Linked DNA regions of Mus musculus: region 2 is linked to region 1. The links are chromatin contacts, found by Hi-C or POLR2A ChIA-PET in ENCODE. All regions are on one chromosome and are shown on one strand. Each heading gives the region's core, a stretch centred on a gene start or an enhancer-like site at or near the end of the contact. The rest is flanking DNA. Distances are from core to core; before and after follow the strand shown. Region 1 holds the start of Crebzf (CREB/ATF bZIP transcription factor). Region 2 holds the start of 4632427E13Rik (RIKEN cDNA 4632427E13 gene).

Region 1 (2,911 bases), core at 248-2,747:
CCTTGGAGCTGGGCGGTGGTGGTGCATGCCTTTAATCCCAGCACTCAGGAGGCAGAGACAGGCCAGCCTGGTCTACAAAGTGAGTTTCAGGACAGCCAGGGCTATACAGAGAAACCTTGTCTTGAAAAACAAAACAAAACAAAACAAAACAAAACAAAACAAAACAAAACAAAACAAGAGTTGCCTTGGTCATGCTGTCCCTTCACAGCAATGGAAACCCTAATTAAGACATTTGTCTTTATGGAAGATGTCATGCATACTTTTACACAGAGTTTCATGGTGGTCAGGTCATATTGCTGCATACTCTCGATTATCAGCAGGAAACTCTTCCACCAAACTGTGCTTTGCTTAAAAATGCCTAAAATTGGGCTGGTGAGATGGCTCAGTGGGTAAGAGCACCCAACTGCTCTTCCGAAGGTCAGGAGTTCAAATCCCAGCAACCACATGGTGGCTCACAACCATCCGTAATGAGATCTGACTCCCTCTTCTGGAGTGTCTGAGGACAGCTACAGTGTACTTACATATAATAAATAATAAATAAATCTAAAAAAATAAAATAAAATAAAATGATTTAAAAAAAATGCCTAAAATTAAGAACTCTGGGATCATACTCTTGAAGTTTGAATCAACACTGGCTACTCAGTGTGTTAAACTGAATTACATTACTTTGTTTGTCCTGGTGGTTGCAGAAGCCCCCCCCCCCCCCCCCCCCCCCCCCCCCCCCCCCCCCCCCCCCCGCACTATTGGCCCAATGTGTAGTGAGGCTTAAAAGAATTCGTTACATCAGTGCTATGTGCATGAACTCATTGAATAAAAAGTGAAGTGTTTTGTTCAAGACTTGGTCTTTTCAAAAAGCTGGTATTTTAAAAACGGAAAAAGCCTAAGTAACTACCATGACTTGACAAAAGAAAAAAAAAGCAGAAAACAAACAGCAAAACAAGAGACCAGTAAACAAACCAACCACCCACTCTTGGCAAAGGAGCTAATTCTGCAAGTGACCCTTATTGCAAAAACAAATGATAAATAAAAATGATGTAATAATGACAATAATAGCAGTAATAGTATTATGAAAGATCATTTTCTGAGACTAAGGACCTCTGAATGTCGCCTGGGGAGTTAGTGTCAGTACGTGACTGCGTTCCCCAGAATTTGGTAACACTTCTGATTTAAAGTCTTTTGTTTTAACGGGGACTATTTCCTTATGCGTGCTGTTTTTTGCTTGCAGTTTAGAGAGAAACAGCAAAAATAAAAGCGTTCACAAAAACAGTTTTTTTTTAATATAGCTACGTCAAATATGTCTAGATGTCATATTGGATCGAGGAGAGTGGTACCGGGTAGTACCGATGAGTGGGGGGGGGGTGGAAACTAGGTTTTATTGTGTTTTGCCTGCTGCTCCTATGACATCACCGCAAAGCCGAAGTTACTGCACCTCGAAAGCACTCGGAATCTCGCGATACTCTGGCTGGAGCGAAGCGCGTTTTTGTGGGCGGGGTGGGCAGAGAGTAACTTCCGGCCAGGCCGCTGTCTGGGTGGCGCGGCCGAGTCCTCCCCCGGGCCTCGCCGCTTCGCGCTTCCACTGCCTTCCCCCCGCCTCGTGCGGGGGGTTGGGCGGCCGCCGGAGGCCACTCGGACCTTGCCCCGCGCCTGCGGTCGGCCCGGCGCCGTGGCTCTGCGCGCTGGGGGCCCGGGGTCGGAGTGGCTGCGGCCTACCCGGGCCCGCCGCTCAGCCCCATGAGGCACAGCCTGACCAAGCTGCTGGCAGCCTCGGGCCGCGACTTCCCGAGCCGCCGCGACAGCCGGGAGCCGCCCGCCACGCGCGCGCCGCCCCGGGAGCCGAGCGGGGCAGCCGCGGGGGCGGAGACCCCGAGGCCCGGATCGCCTGACCGCGAGCAACCTCACGGGGACGGGGACGGGGGCGAGCCGGAGGCCCGGAGCGGGAGCCGCGGCAGCGTGGCCGTGCGCGCGCCCGCGCCCTCGCCCCTGAAGATGGAGGAGGAGGAGGAGGACGCGATCGCCATGGTCCCCAAGGAAGAGCCGGAGGACATGGACTTTCTCTCCGGGCTGGAGCTGGCCGATCTGCTGGACCCTCGGCAACCGGACTGGCACCTGGAGCCCGGGCTCAGCTCGCCCGGGCCCCTGTCCTCGTCCGGCGGAGGCTCGGAGAGCGGCGGCCTGTTGAGGGGGGACGACGACGACGACACCGCGGCCGCCGAGATGCAGCGCTTCTCCGACTTGCTGCAGAGGCTGTTGAACGGCATCGGAGGCTGCAGCAGCGGCGGTGACCGCGGCGGCGGGGAGAAGAGGCGGAGAAAGTCCCCGGGAGCAGGAGGCGGTGGCGCCAACGACGGCAACCAGGCGGCGACCAAGAGTCCCCGGAAGGCGGCGGCGGCCGCTGCCCGTCTTAATCGGCTCAAGAAGAAGGAGTACGTGATGGGGCTGGAGAGTCGGGTCCGGGGACTGGCAGCCGAGAACCAGGAGCTGCGGGCCGAGAATCGGGAGCTGGGCAAGCGCGTGCAAGCACTGCAGGAGGAGAGTCGCTACCTACGGGCCGTCCTGGCCAACGAGACCGGACTAGCTCGCCTGCTGAGCCGACTGAGCGGCGTGGGACTGCGGCTGACCACCTCCCTCTTCAGAGACTCGCCCGCCGGCGACCACGACTACGCCCTGCCGGTGGGGAAGCAGCCGCCGGAGCCGCGGGAAGAGGACGACGCGGCGGGAGGAGTGTGTCTCCATGTGGACAAGGATAAGGTGTCGGTGGAGTTCTGCTCGGCGTGCGCTCGGAAGGCGTCGTCGTCTCTTAAAATGTAGGGTCAAGTAATCTGCTCTTTATCCGCGTTTACCCCTTTCTCCTCCCTTACACCATGTCAAACACCTTAGTGGGACATCGTCACCGGACGCATTTCAGAGGCGG
Region 2 (2,911 bases), core at 212-2,711, 2.3 Mb after region 1:
ACCAACATTACAAGCAGAAGAGCGTAGTATTTCTGAGGCTTCACGTTGCTGAATCCACAAGAATGGCATCTGCCACTTCTGTGGCTGCTTCTCACACCACAAGCCAATCTTTGAAAAAACGTCCTTTTTAAGTACCATCATCTCCATATATCTTTGAAGGTTCCTGTTGTGTTTTGGAAATTTAAAAAGCAGCCTGCCTAGCTTTTTGAAAGGAAGACCTACTGGAACTTTATTAATTTCTAACAGAGGCACCGTATATATTTTCACTGATGCAAACAGACCAGTGCTAGGGATACAATCCAGGGTCTTGACTGTGCTGTGGGAATCCTCACCACCGAGCTAGCCATCTCCTTCGAAAAGCTCAGGAGGGGAAAAATAAAACACTCAAATTACGCATATCAGCATTTTTAACTTTTCAGAGACCCTCAGTAGGTCTTTTGGCATCTTTCTATAGTGAACTTCAGAACCTGAAAAACAAACACACAGTACTGTTTGAGTTACTGGAGAAAAGGTGTTGAGATGCTGAGCAAATAGGCTCAAAAGTTCTTTAAGTATTCTGAATGTATTTTCATCGGTAAGGGTACCAAGTGGTTAAGGGAAGGGGATGATGTGTTAACTAACGTTATCTGCACGAAGATGTCACAACAAAACACATTATTTTGCACAATATAGGTAACAAAAGAAAAGGGAAGTTTTCCACAGTTATCAACTTCGAATATACGCAGTATTTTAGCACAGTTCATTTAGCGTTAGTCGAGAAAGACTGCTCACTTGCAGTCCCTTTTCAATGTCGTTTACGTTCGCTGGTGGGGTAAGAAAGGTTAGGTGCTAACTTCTTTTGGTAGATCCTTCCTTTGTCAGTTTCAGGGCCAAGCTCCACAACCCTTCGCGATCACATTATCTAGCAAAGGATTTCTTTGAGGCCCTTTGCAATTCACGACCGAACGAAAATTCAGTGGTGGGAGCAGGGGTCTGACACCTGAGGAAATGATCATGAGGGATTAAGAAAAATGACAAGGCAAAAAATAAATAAATAAAAATAACCTAGGTTTAGCTCCACTCACAGGGTGCACGCGAGCTTTTCGTCTTACAGGCGCGAGGCCCGTCGTCCCGAGTCCCCACACCACAACAAAGACACATTTTGCCCAGAGAGTCTCCCCAGGAAGTCTAAGGGTTTCTCCACGCTCAGTAAAGCGACTCCCTGTGTCCCGGGGTGGCGAGGCCTTGTGCAACCCCAGCGGGTTGCGGTTCACTCCGACTCGCGATGGCATTTCTGGCTCGACAGCCCTGAAGGTCCCCAGTGTAGCCTCCGTTCAGTCCTAGCCGGTGCGCGAGGCTATCAAGTTCTACATCCTAGCCTCACCATTCTCACCATGCCACCTTTCGGCTCCACGAGCCCCTCGAAACCTCGGCTCGCCGCAGCTCCAGGGCTCCAACATGGCGGCCGGTCCAGTTCTTCTCTGGGCGCTCTGACCAGAGCATCCTGGGTATTGTAGTTCCAGCTGTAGCCTCTACGTCGCTCCCGGACTTCAAAGGACTACAGATCCCAGAGTGCACAGCTCTGGAGCATGGCTATTGGGGCCGCTCGGACAGAGGGATGATGTCATTGCAAAACCCTACTGCATTCATTGTGCTACGGTCTATCCACCCCCCGCCCCCCCGCTGCTGCTGCTGGGCTCGCTATTGCCGCTCGCTCCAGCTGAGCCCTGAGTAGCAGCAGGACCAGGGCAGGGACTGACTCCAGTCCTTGGACTTAGGACACCGCAGCACCTTCTCTTGCGTGCGTGACTCATTCGTATATCATTTCTTTTTATGCCTGGGGTGGGGAGAAAAATCCCAAACCAGGTGAGTTGAAGTGATTTATTCAAATCGTTTTCCCAAGTTATCCCTCCCGCTTAGTTCTCAAGGCTTTCTTTTGAGAAGATGGGGCCGGGAATGGGGGTATGGATTCGGGAGGTTCTCACCGGCGCTGCTAAGAGCTAAATAGCTCTGTGCAATTTGGGTCACTGCAAAGAACAACTCCTGCAACCTGCCCCCGCCAGAGGACTGGTGCCTGCCAATTTCCTTGCTTCAACTCCCTTTAACCTTTTTAAGGCTAGGAGAGGGGGCTGGGCTGGGAAGGATGTTGGGAAGTGCACTTGGAAAACACGAGGAGGGCAAAGGTGGGGGACTGCAGTCCTGTCATTCCACGACCCCAGTGCTGAGGTTTGAGTGGGAAAGGGTGATGTGTGGGGAGAAATGGAGACAGTAATTTAATGTGGCCGTACTTCTTGAGAACATTTGTGTCGCTTGGACTAGCACACACTATTTTTAAGATGAGCAGGTTTCTCTTGAGTCGCTTAAGTTTCGTAGGGCTTTATTTTATGTTTGTATGTTTGTGTCGTTTGTCTCGCCTTTTCCTGCTGATTTGAGGTGACAGTGTCCTTTAATGGTGCACTCCGTGCCAGTCAGAAATATTTCACGTGTCTAGGGAAGGATCTCTTCGGCTGCTAGAAGCTGCATTTTTGTTAAGCGTTTTCATTTTTTTGTGTTCTCCCGACTGCGGGATTCGGGATGGTTTGGAAGTAGAATTTGTGCTTGTGTGAGTGTTTTAAATTACATCGCGATAGGCTCTTGCCACTGACAATGGTACTGTAACAAGCTGCCGTTTCTGAGGCTTAGTCTCCACTCAGAAATAACGGTTTGCAGACGGAATCGATTAGGAACCTGGGTGCTTTCTTGTTCTTTTTCTTTTTAACACTTTAGGGGAAGGAAAAGTTGAATGTTGTGTCACCCCGTTACTGGACTTTAATGAAAGGTATCCAAGGACAGAGAACCTGACCTGGGAAACTAGGGAGCGTGGTAGTGTGCTGTTTGTTTGAATTTTGTTTTCCAACGAACTGACACGTTTAATAAGGCAGGCAACATTCTG

The links. Hi-C counts contacts between places; a loop is a spot of excess contacts on that map. ChIA-PET counts read pairs that join two places held with the same protein, here RNA polymerase II (POLR2A).
Region 2: a loop to region 1 is called in a map of heart, with 6 times the contacts of the local background. The contact joins the promoter of 4632427E13Rik here to the promoter of Crebzf in region 1. A Hi-C loop is called at or near these places in 1 of 37 maps with a recorded cell type or tissue (heart). POLR2A ChIA-PET finds 5 or more read pairs at or near these places in 1 of 5 experiments (embryonic stem cell).

What each region holds. Positions count from the first base shown.
Region 1 is chr7:90,441,284-90,444,194 of GRCm38, forward strand. It overlaps Crebzf (CREB/ATF bZIP transcription factor), which reads left to right and starts at 1,498. Exons shown (of 1, transcript NM_145151.3): 1 at 1,498-2,911. The coding sequence starts at 1,732. The coding sequence ends at 2,808.
Region 2 is chr7:92,739,998-92,742,908 of GRCm38, forward strand. It overlaps 4632427E13Rik (RIKEN cDNA 4632427E13 gene), which reads right to left and starts at 1,462. Exons shown (of 2, transcript NR_015510.1): 1 at 1,065-1,462; 2 at 709-979. Rab30 (RAB30, member RAS oncogene family) reads left to right here and starts at 1,717. Exons shown (of 5, transcript NM_029494.2): 1 at 1,717-1,845.